2 separate regions of the Mus musculus genome follow, and region 2 is linked to region 1. The links are chromatin loops, found by intact Hi-C in ENCODE. Cell type or tissue: left cerebral cortex. All regions are shown on one strand. Links, peaks and the distances in the headings refer to the core of each region. The heading gives the core; the rest is flanking DNA.

The links. Peaks named below come from ENCODE experiments on the same cell type or tissue, not always from the same donor. Only the 100,000 strongest peaks of a DNase experiment are listed, where the experiment ranks them.
Region 2: it touches region 1 in a loop (3-fold over the local background); 1 of 42 quality-filtered maps calls a loop at or near these places.

Annotation. Positions count from the first base shown.
Region 1 is chr14:67,990,976-67,996,683 of GRCm38, reverse strand. No RefSeq gene overlaps it. Among named protein-coding and RNA genes, the nearest start is that of Gm41189, 42 kb to the left of the region's middle. In left cerebral cortex, for the core only: a CTCF peak has its summit at 3,373 (motif pointing left); DNase peaks (open chromatin) are centred at 2,929 and 3,315; H3K4me3 peaks cover 348 bases; H3K27ac peaks cover 1,207 bases.
Region 2 is chr14:68,082,935-68,088,642 of GRCm38, reverse strand. Nefl (neurofilament, light polypeptide) reads right to left here and starts at 4,780. Exons shown (of 4, transcript NM_010910.2): 1 at 3,634-4,780; 2 at 2,545-2,669; 3 at 1,837-2,156; 4 at 1-1,335. The coding sequence starts at 4,680. The coding sequence ends at 1,196. In left cerebral cortex, for the core only: a CTCF peak has its summit at 3,522; DNase peaks (open chromatin) are centred at 3,524, 4,322 and 4,807; H3K4me3 peaks cover 2,421 bases; H3K27ac peaks cover 1,566 bases.

The sequences.
Region 1 (5,708 bases), core at 436-5,435:
GCCTTAACCAGAGAGAGGGCCTAAAGTCTGGGTTACTATGAGCTGCACCCTCTTAAGCCTGCTACAAGAAGTTAAACACACTGCTCCGCAGAAGGCTGTAGCAGGTAGCCCTGCAGTCTTTCCTGCTCCCTGCCACACCTTTAAAGCTATCCATAAACCCTGGTCCTGGAAGCATTCCTCCCTTCCTCTCTTGGCAAGAATGTTTTATGCCAGGCCTTTTTCACCTGTTCCACTTTGCCTGTGCCCTTTCCTCTGCCTGCATTATTCAACACCTGCCTTTCCTGTGTGTTCTGTGTCTATGAAAGAATCTGTTTGATTGCCTTAAGGGCAGGCTGTAAATTAATAAATAAACCGGAGGGCCTAAAATCCAGGCTTCTATATGTATTTTTGCTTTCTGTGTTTCAGTCTGTGATCATGGCAGTCTGAATATATCAAATGGAAAATTCCAGAAGTAACCTACTCCTTAAGTTTTCAATTGCACAACATTCTGAATATCGCAGGGGAATCTCAAGACATACTGCCCTAACCTGCCCAGGACATAAATCATCATCCTGTTCCAGGGTATATGCACTGTATATTCTACCCTCCTGATGGGCTAGTACACACGAGTTATCCAACTGTCACAGTACCTCAGTGCTTATGATAAAATTAACTCTATCTTACCTAATAGTTTCCTCAACACACAAGAAAAAAAGTGAATATGCCAAGAGAAGACTCTTGAGTGAAAAGATGAAAGTTCATCCAGGTAGTGGTGGCACACCCCTTTAATCCCAGCACTCGGGAGGCAGAGGCAGGCAGATCTCTATGAGTTCAAGGACAGCCTGATCTACAGAGTGAGTTCCAGGACAAGCCAAAGCTACACAAAGAAGCCCTGTCTCAGAAAACAAAGCAAACAAACAAAAAAAGATGACAGTTCATTACGGCTGTGTACTGGGAAAGGAGCAGATTCAGGGCTCGGGACTATCTACGCCCCACCCCTTGCTGCAGAGCTAGTGACAGTTGGTAGGTGCTGAGGGAGGGGGATATCATTCTTCCCTGAGGGTGTGGCCACTGTGGGTTCCCAGGCACATATGCACAACACCAATCAGAATTAGTGGGTTATGACACACCAAGAGAAAAGAAGACGGGAAGATGGGAGAGGCAGTGTTGGGGGTGGGGGGATATAGAGAGTTGAAGGGGAGACGTAGAGGGGTGTGTATGATCATGTTTCCTTGTATATGAATATGAGATTCTCAATAAAAAAGTAAAACAGAGAGCCTTTTTGATGATTGTGTTCTATTGTCTTATATAAATATGCTACCAGTGATCTATCCCCCTACTGAGGAAGAAAACACTGGACCTCTGCATCCTTTAAATACCACATGGAGAAAAAAGAGTTCTGTTGGTCCCTGTGTTTCTTCTCTGTGACCAGGTCTGTCCAATGGTCTAGCTTAGGTACAGGTGAGATGAATGTGGGAATTATAAAAGGAACTTCCTGCCAAGCAACTTGGCAATGAATGGCGAGACCCTGCTCCCTTTTCTGGGCCCTGTGGTCACTAACTCAGGAAGAATAACTCTTTCTAGGGGTCCCCACACAAGTTAAAATGGGCTTGGCTACATAGGTGAGAATATAAGAAGAATTTTACCCTGGAAATAAGGCTGAGTTTTCAGCAGCCAGGATAGTGTAACAATGCTGTTAAGAAATATAATCTAAAAATCTCTCCCTCCCCCTCCTCAGACTACAGCCCTGGAGCTTGGACTGACTAGTGGAGCCCCAAAGGAAGCTGGCTCTTCAACCATTAGTAGCATCCTGGGTGTGGCCAGTAAAACAGATAAGTCAGCGCTGTGACTTTAACAGGGCTGAACTGGCTGGCCTGCTGCAGGCTTGACTGCAGCGAGCTCTGCAGTGCAGCACCTGGCTGAGCCAAGGCTGTCCCAGCACCTCCCCTGAACCCAGGGCTCTCAAGCCGCCCCCAGCCTGCAAGCAGCAGGACCTTGGTGAGCTTTGATTAGGCCAAGAGCTCCTGGTGGCCTTAGATTAATACCTGGGGGAGAAAAGACGCAAATTCTGCTTTCTTTAAACGAGGCACTGTTTCAATAATTCATCAGAGGCAAAGTGGTTAATGGGAAACAAGTAATTCCTAAAGCTTGGGTCAAAGAGCTTTCAGACACAGCGTAGCATATCTGCAGAATATTCAAGAAAGCCCTTGAGCCTGGGGGATATCTCTATTGGTGAAGTGCTGCTTATCCCGGGATCATATATCACAGGACCTGAATTTGAATGCCTAGAACCCACATTTAAAAGCTAGGAATGCTAGCAGACACCTGTAATCCTAGCACTAGAGACACACAGAAGACATGAGAGTCCTTGGGCTTGCTGGCTAGCCAATCAAGCCCAATCTGGGAGCTTCAGGGTCTCTTTGAGAAAGCCTGTCTTTAAAAAGCAAAGTAGGAGAGAACAAAGGAAGATGCGTAATGTCAACCTCTGTCCTATAAACACACACACACACACACACACACACACACACACGTCCTGAATCCATATGGCTTTGCTTTCTTATTTTCACACTAACTGGGAATGTTTTCTGCTATGATCGTGATGTCTTGCCAAGATTTACTTAACCTTGTGTGGCAAAATCTCTACAAGTAGAAGCAACGCGAATCATCTGAGAGATAGGAGACAAGCGCCTTCTGAGGCAGGTTTCTCTGCTCTGTCACTGCTGGCTGAAATGTTCATGCAAGCTGGGTGCCTAGAGAGTGTCCGTCCATCAGCTGTACCCCCACTTCCCTCTTCTCCCTCTACGCGTTCTTTATATAAGATCTCCTCGCGGTTACATAAAGATATATGGAACACAGAGCCAATTAAGTGTCTTTCCACGCCTCTTTCATCTTCCCACACCTTCCAGCTCTCCTAACAGAGATGAGAAACCCAATTAGGCCGATTAAAATAGCAGGGCTCTGTGATAGCCCCGTGTAGGCGCTGCTGCAGAGTACTGTATCTTACAACCTGCAAGAAAAGGCCCAAAATGGAAACAACGATATTAATATGCCCCCATTCCTGTTGGATCATCATTTAGCTTGTCAAACTAACTCATCACGGCAGAGCCGAATGTTCTAGCCCCTTCTGGGATGCTCGGGCTTGTGTCTCCCTCCCCCTTGTCCTGTTAAGAAGGAAGCGAAGCATCAGGCAGAAAATAAAAGGGTGAGAATCTCAGAGTTTGGCTTTATTTGAGCATTTGATCGTAGGCTAATTCTTACTATAGCCAATGACAGTGCCCACAGAATGAGAGCCGAAAAATTACCCATGTCCGTGGGTAATGCGTGGGATTAGAGCAAATGGCCTAAATAGCTTTCCAGTTCATATGTTTGGAGGGTTCTGCCACCTTGTGGTCAAATGGCGCCACTGCAAGATGCTGAGGTCTCTCTAAGTCTGCATATTCAGGAAGAAAGTCTTCATATTCAAAAATGTATGTAATACCTACCTCCGCAGAGGTACCTGCTCCGGTGGGGTAAGGTATATTTAGGGTGCTTTTCCAAGTTTGATGTGGAAACACTTTTGACTCTGTCATCAGGAAGTTTTTATTGGGGTTTTATTGAGAAGTACAACCCTTAAAGGTTGTACACGTTATATAGAGACAGAGATGACATCTGCAGTAGTTTGAATAGGGACGGCCACCATAGACTCATGTGTTTGAATGATTGTCCCATAGGAAGTGGAACTATTAGGAGATATAGGTATGGACTTGTTAGAGTAGGTGTGGCCTTGTTAGAGGAAGTGTGTCACTAGAAGGGCGAGCTTTGAGTTCTCCTATGCTCAAGCTATGCCTAGTGTGGCAATCTCCTATTGCTGTCTGTGGATCAAGATATAGGACTCTTGGTTCCTTCAATACCAATATCTACCATGACTAAAATGGACTAAACCTCTGAAACTGTAAGCCAGCCCCAGTTAAATGTTTTCCTTCATAAGAGCTGTGATCATGGTGTCTCTTCACTTAGACAACATCTTAGGTCCTCCTAAACTAGACTGACAGAAAAAAAATGTTGGTGGATTTAGGCAGGCTTTTCCCTTACATTACACCTTGAGATGAATGTTCAAAATAAAGAAGAAAAGACACCAGCTAAGTGACATCCTAGACACACAGGTTTTACAGCTTGCTGAAACAGCTGTCTATTGTGACTTCGAGGTAACTGAGACCATCACACACCTGATGATACATAATTTTCCAGGATCGACAATGGTTATTAAGATATATATGACAAACTCCACATGGATAGAAAGTCAGTTAACTGCTATGCACATAATAAGCACCTACAGTAAGGCTCCTCCAGGTAGCTAACTGTCACCTTAGAAGATGAGACTGGATTCTGTCTTGTGTCTCAGGAACCAATGATCTGGTCACGTGACTTCTGGTCCCCTCCACCCACGTGCCTTACTTTAGATTTCTGGTGTGGATGAAGTCTGAGAGGGACGGGAGGGACTGACACCTGAGTCTTCTGTGTTCTTGACTCTCTGAGGATCATTTCAGCTAAACATTCGCCCTCTGTAACCCCCCCCCACCCCGTTCTCTGATAAGAGACTGTGTTGCCTTTGCCTTACAATGCAAAGGCAGGTTCTCAAAGAGCTAAGGAGGTCTGGAGTTAACAGAGCGAGGGAGATGGTGAGTGCAGCTAGGGTGAGAGTGTGGATGGAATAGAAACAGCTATGTGGTGATTGACAGCCTCAGGTGATAATACTTATGCAACGTAAGAAGTTCCCTAGCATCTATATGCACCATGAGTTGGAGAGATGGCTAAGCCATTGAGAGCACTGGCTACTCTTCTTGAGGACCGGGGTTCCACTCCCAGCTTCCGCAGGACAGCTCACAACTACCTGGAACTCCAGTTACGGGAGATCTAGCATCCTCTTTGGGCTTCTGTGGGCACAAATGGTGAACAGGCATACATGGAAGCAAAACACCCTTACACACAAAAGATTAAAAATAAAAAAAATTGAAATTAATAAAACAATATGCAACTCATCCCCCCCCCCCCCAGGTGCACATAACAATACTTTCCCATGCCAGTGGTCAGCCAGGGTCACTCCATCTAGTAACCTTCCTCCATGAGCTTGTCTTTCCAGATTCTTGCTCTCCTCACCCCCAAAAACGATTTTACATACTGGCTCCAGACTAATGGATTCCCTCTCTTTCCTCTGGCCATCCAGAAATGAGTGGATGAGCCTGAGGCACTGGGACTGCAAACATATGCTATAGAACCTGTCAGTCTCAGAGGGCATAGAGCCTCCCCCACTTCTTCTGATACCCCAAAGAAGGAAATCCCACTCTGCCATGTGTACCTGAACCTCCTCAGACGTTCAAACACTGCTGCTGTCTGTCCATCTTTGTTGTTACGGACTCTTTCAATAAACCTCTTACCTAAAAAGACAATCCAGGGCTGGAGAGATGGTTAAGAGTACTGCCTGCTCTTCCAGAGGTCCTGAGTTCAAATCCCAGCAACCACATGGTGGCTCACAACCATCTGTAATGAGATCTGACGCCCTCTTCTGGTGTGGCTGAAGACCAGTGTACTTATGTATAATAAAATAAATAAACCTTTAAAAAAAAAAACAGATAACTCAACTCTTCACCCTTCACCCCACGACCTTCACCCTTCACCAACCACTTACACTTGGTTTTACCAGGAAAGGGTGGCAATTCCAGTATGTCAGTTAATGGCTTGCTAAGCTCCTG
Region 2 (5,708 bases), core at 472-5,471, 92 kb before region 1:
ACCATGGATGTGGATGGATGGGGGAAAGATGATGTAGTGTCCAACCAGGCATTGAAATCCAAATAGTTACCAATTAAGACATGCAGAGCAATACCAATGCAGCACGCAAATTTATTCTCTCCCCCAAGAAGTGACAGTAATGTAATCCCATTATCTGCTTGTGTGGTCTTTAAAGGGTTTTTAAATGTATAGCATCAAAGGCAATTATGTGAGGCAGTAGAATTAAGCAGACAACACACCATTCATGAGCTCAGGATTCCAGGCAACATGTTTGCAGTGGCAGATAACCTCTGATAATCTTACTCCTCTCCGCCCCCCCATGACATTCCTCTTAATTGTATCATGGGCTCAGGTTTCAATTTATGCCCGATATTCAAGGATATATTAAAAATGTAACCACCGTGACAACTGTGTGGGATTCATAGTCCATCCAGGTTGCACTACTATATAATAGTCCATCATAATTTCAAAACCGTCTTTTAGGAAGCCATCCCTCCAGCTAGCATTGTGTGTTTTGCATGCTGAATGACGCTCTTATTTATGAATGGTCTCATTCATATTTATTATCAGTAACGTTTGAAATATTTTCTAGACTTGACCTATTTGTCTATCCCTCAGAATGTCCAATTATCTACTGCACTCACTACAACTTTTACTTTATAAAAAACTGGAGGTCAGTCGTCCACTTACCTATGGTTTATGTTGGTGCCTTATTTAAGGTACTTTAATTAAGTAAAAACCACAGCAAAATATGTCATTCAGTGTAACTTTATTTACTATTTATTGCACATAACTCGAGGTCTTTAATTTCTAACCACTGAAGATTCAAGTTACTATTTTTCCCATGAGGTTGCACATGAACATTAGTGAATTCATTTATTCGTGTTGTGTGTGTGGTTTTTTTTTTATTATTATTGTAAACATCTGTGTGATTCACATTGCCATAGATCCTGAACTCATAAGCATGGACCATGCACAGGCTGGCAGCAAGCCAGAAAGCCACTCTGCAAGCAAACAGATACTCTGCGTAAGGAGGAAATTCATAGCACAACATTGAAAGTCCAACCTAAGTCATCTCAGAATTATACATGTATTGACTTCTTAATTTGTATAGGATCTGGAACTCAACTGGTTGGTTGGTGATGAGGTTGACCTGATTGGGGAGAACTTTTCCTGGAATAGTTGGGAATAGGGCTCAATCTTTCTTCTTAGCCACCTGCTCCTCTCCAGCACTCTCCTCTTTCTTCTCTTCCTCTTCAGATTCTTTGGTGTCTTCCTCCTCACCCTCACCACCTTCTTCTTCTTCTTTTGTGTCTTCAGACTCATCCTTGGCAGCTTGAACATAAAAAGAAAATACAAAACTCCAGGGTAGGTCTAGGCAAACCATTTCTACTGAGGCTTTGTGGGCTAATAATCACTATTGTCAGACTGTGTCTAAAAACTTCTTGGCCCCACTCTCCTAAAGGATATGTAAAAGGAGGTTGCTTCCAGGTACTGGAAGCTCATCTCCTCTCCAAGAGCTGCCCTCAGTAATTTCATATGTCTGGCACTGATGTTCTTTAGGGCGCAATCAACTCTTTGTCTTTTGGCCAACATCAAATGTTCCTTTGGGTACCAAACCACTGTGTTAAATGAGTGTACATGAACGTTTTATAATTTACCATCTGTGCTTACTAAACGTGTGTGTTCTCGTTAAATGTGCACTGTTTATGACTGCAAAGCTCACATAGAATTTAGATAAGCAAAGCCTGCATAGGTCATGGATCTCCCAATAAAAATCCACAGCCAATTTGCAATAGAGATTCTGAAAGGGTTTTTTTTTAATGCTTTTCATACCTTCTTCCTCCTCAGCGCCTTCCTCTTCCTCTCCCTCCTCTTTCTCCTTCTCCTCCTCTTCTGCTTCTCCTTCAGAGGGGGGCTCATCCTTGGCCTCCTCAGCTTTCGTAGCCTCAATGGTCTCCTCGACCTCTGTCTGCTCTTCCTGGACGTGGCTGGTATAGTAGGCTGGGAAAGAGCGAGCAGACATCAAGTAGGAGCTGCTCTGCAAGCCACTGTAAGCAGAACGGCCGAAGACCTGCGAGCTCTGAGAGTAGCCGCTGGTTATGCTACCCACGCTGGTGAAACTGAGCCTGGTCTCTTCGCCTTCCAAGAGTTTTCTGGTGGAGAGGGAATGAAGAGTACAGTTAGAGCAAGGCTGGATGTGTTCATTGCTCTAAGCCCACATTCATTACTTTCCTCTACAACCAACCTCAAAGGCAAATACAAGAACAAATACGGTTAGGCATAATCAAAATTTAATAAGGAGTTCACGAGAGACCCCACCCAAAAAGACCTTCTATGCATCCCTATTAGGTTTAAAATATGAATGCTAAGAACAGGGCTTATGTTACTTCAGGGTTAATTCCCTACACATTTGTACCCTCTTGGAGGAAGACCAAAGTAGGACTATTCTAGAGCACGTGGGACTCACTATAACTGCACTGACTGGGTCATCTGCTCTGTCCTGAGCCGCCATGCCCACTGCCAGCACCACCCTGATGTTACCTGTAAGCTGCAATCTCGATGTCCAAGGCCATCTTGACATTGAGGAGGTCCTGGTACTCCTTCAGGTACCTGGCCATCTCGCTCTTCGTGCTTCTCAGCTCATTCTCCAGTTTGTTGATTGTGTCCTGTAGGAAGATTGTTTTAAAAAATTCAAAACACAAATCTCTACTGCATTTGTTTTACTGTAGTATCCATGATAAGTTCTGGTCTTAGTTAACTCCAAAGTGTACACCTTCCAGAAATCTCCCTTAAAATAATGGGGTGGGGTGGGGCATAGGGGGAGGGGTTGGCCTAAAATGCCCAGTCTAGTGAAGCAAGAGAAGGAGAGGAGGAAGAGGAGGGGAGTAGACTGATGTGAACAATTTTGAAAATTGTTCTCAATTGATTATGGTAAGCTGTCTTTTAAAACTACCAAATTGATGATGATATTATTATTATTATTAACCACCCTTGTCACATTTCTTTTAGCCAGGTCGCATTTGGGAAGGGGAATATATATATAGTGTGTGTGTGTTTGTCTAAATAAATATATAAATAAAAATTAAATTATATATATTTGTGTAGCTGTTTGTCTAAAATGCTTCCCCCCGCCAAAGATGAAGAACTTTTTTTTTAATGGACTGCAGTGATTAATTGCTAAAATATTGTGACTGTATTCTTGTGTCCCTATTAAAAAAAAAAACTATCCCAAGGCTGGGTGGCCCAAAACTAGTGAGAGCTAGCAGGCATATTTATTAACCAGGAGATCCAGGAAGTACTGAGGGTAACTTGGGAGTTAAGGGTTGTCAGTAAAGAGAAGGCATTACTTGGCAACGCCCAACTCCGACTCCCTCCGCCCCTTCCTCCCAACTCACCCCTAACAACCCTGATTCAACCAGAACAAGCAATCCCCAGGCAGCAGTCGCGCCCCGCCCCCTCCAAATGCCCCATCCTTTCCACAACCTCTCGGAAGCCAAGCCCTCTGATAGCTGCTCTGTGCTCTAGAACCCCCTAGCGTTCACTCTCTGGGTACACCCTGACTCCCCCCCCCCCCGCCGCCGCCCCTACCGTGGACCTCCCCACCCCCACTGAGCTTAAACCGTACTATACCTGCATGGCGCTAATGTCTGCATTCTGCTTGTCCTCTAGCTCCTGCAGCTGCTTCTCCAGAGCTTCGTTCATACCCCGGCAGGCTTCGATCTCCAGGGTCTTAGCCTTGAGCAGGCGGCGGCTTTCCGACACCTCGTCCTTGGCAGCGCGCACAGCGTCGGTGTTCTTGGCGGCGCTCTCGGTTAGCACGGTGAAGCGGCTCTTGAACCACTCTTCGGCGTTCTGCATGTTCTTGGCGGCCAGCTTCTCGTACTGAGCGCGGATGTCCTTGAGAGCGGCGGAGAGGTCGGGCTTGGAGGACACGTCCATCTCCACGGAGATCTGAGCATACTGGATCTGAGCCTGCAGCTCGGCGATCTCTTCCTCGTGCACCTTCTTCAGGAAAGCTATCTCGTCCATCAGGCTGTCGATGCGCTTCTCCAGCTCGGCGCGGGCGAGCGCGGCCTCATCCGCACCTTTGCGCGCTTCCATCAGCCGGCCCTCGGCGTCCTCGCGGCTCAGCACTTCTTCCTCATAGCGAGCCTGCAGGTTGCGCAGAGTCTCCTCCAGCCCCTCGCGCTCGCCCTGCAGCGCCTGCTTCTCGTTAGTGGCGTCTTCCGCTGCCAGCCGCAGATCGCGGATCTCCTGCTCGTACAGGGCGCGGAAGCGGGAAGGCTCAGAGTGTTTCTGGCGCAGCACCAACAGCTCGGCTTCCAGGACCTTGTTCTGCTGCTCCAGCTCGTGCACGCGCTCGATGAAGCTGGCGAAGCGATCGTTGAGGTCCTGCAGCTGTGCCTTCTCTTGTGTGCGGATAGACTTGAGGTCGTTGCTGATGGCGGCTACCTGGCTCAGATCGAGATTCTCCAGGCTGGGCATCAAAGAGCCAGAGCTGGACGAGTAGCTGCGGCGCACGGACAGCGAGGAGGAGACCGGCGCGGAGTAGCTGGAGTACGCGGAGCGCGCCGTGCTGTAGCCGCTGCGCACGCTGGAGATGTGCACCCGGGGCGTCTCCACATAGCGCCGCTTGTAGGAGGTCGAAAAGTACGGATCGTAGCCGAACGAACTCATGGTGGCGGCCGGTGCGCCCCTCAGGCCCGGGGCGGAGATGGGGGACCTAGAGAGAAGAACGGGGGAGAAGAGGGAAAGGGGAGGATGGATGGCTGTGTGCGGCTCGGCGCGGTCCTGCCACCTCTATTTATACGCCGGGACTCTGACGCAGACTGTGATCGATCGCCGTGCGCAGGCCAGTGGGGGCAGCGCGTTGCTGCAGCCAAGGGGAGGATTCTGCGCAAAAGCAAAGGCGGGGGCGAACGACAGAAGGCTAGCGAGCTGCGGCTCCAGCCTGGCCGCTTTTCTATGAGGACCCCTACTTTCTCTGAGACCCCCATAACTTCCCTGCTTATTCTTTTCCTTTCCTATTCCCCCGTCCCATCCTGCCTCTTAATACCTAAAGCCCACATCACTAGGACTCTTAAATGTTCCAAATAAAAAGGTTCGCGATCCCTACTGACACATCAACTTTTAACATCCAATGTCACAAAGACACCTTCACCCCACCCCACCCCACCCCACCCCACTCCCAGCTTTCCCTTTTTGCCTCAGGGACCCTCTCAAGCACCCTGATTCGTGTTTAAGCAGCACGTTTGGGTTGCTGACAATAGCTAATGTTCTTGCGGCATTACTGCAGGAAAAGTTTTGCATGTCTTTGTAGCTATTTTCTGACGTTTTCTTAAATTCGCCCCACTTTCTCCTGCCTCCTTTTATTTTTATTTCTATTTCTTTCCGTATTACTCTTCTTCTCAATACATAGGGAAATTGCACCACTACACACCATTGGAACCGCAGGACAGCGGGTGTTCATTTTGGCATTTTAAAACCTTTACAGCAGTTAATTTGTCTGACACCTTTCATAGAATTTCCCCTTTCTTTGTGAGAAATGTAGTCGGGAATGCTTAGGAGGGGTTGGAACCAGCCAGGTAAAGATTTGCAAGGCAAAAGACGGGCGCGCTCGGCCGCGGGAGAACTTCAGGGTGCCTTTATCCTCACTGAGCTATTCATACTTCCAACGCCTCAAAAGCCTCTTCTCCTCTTTTTAA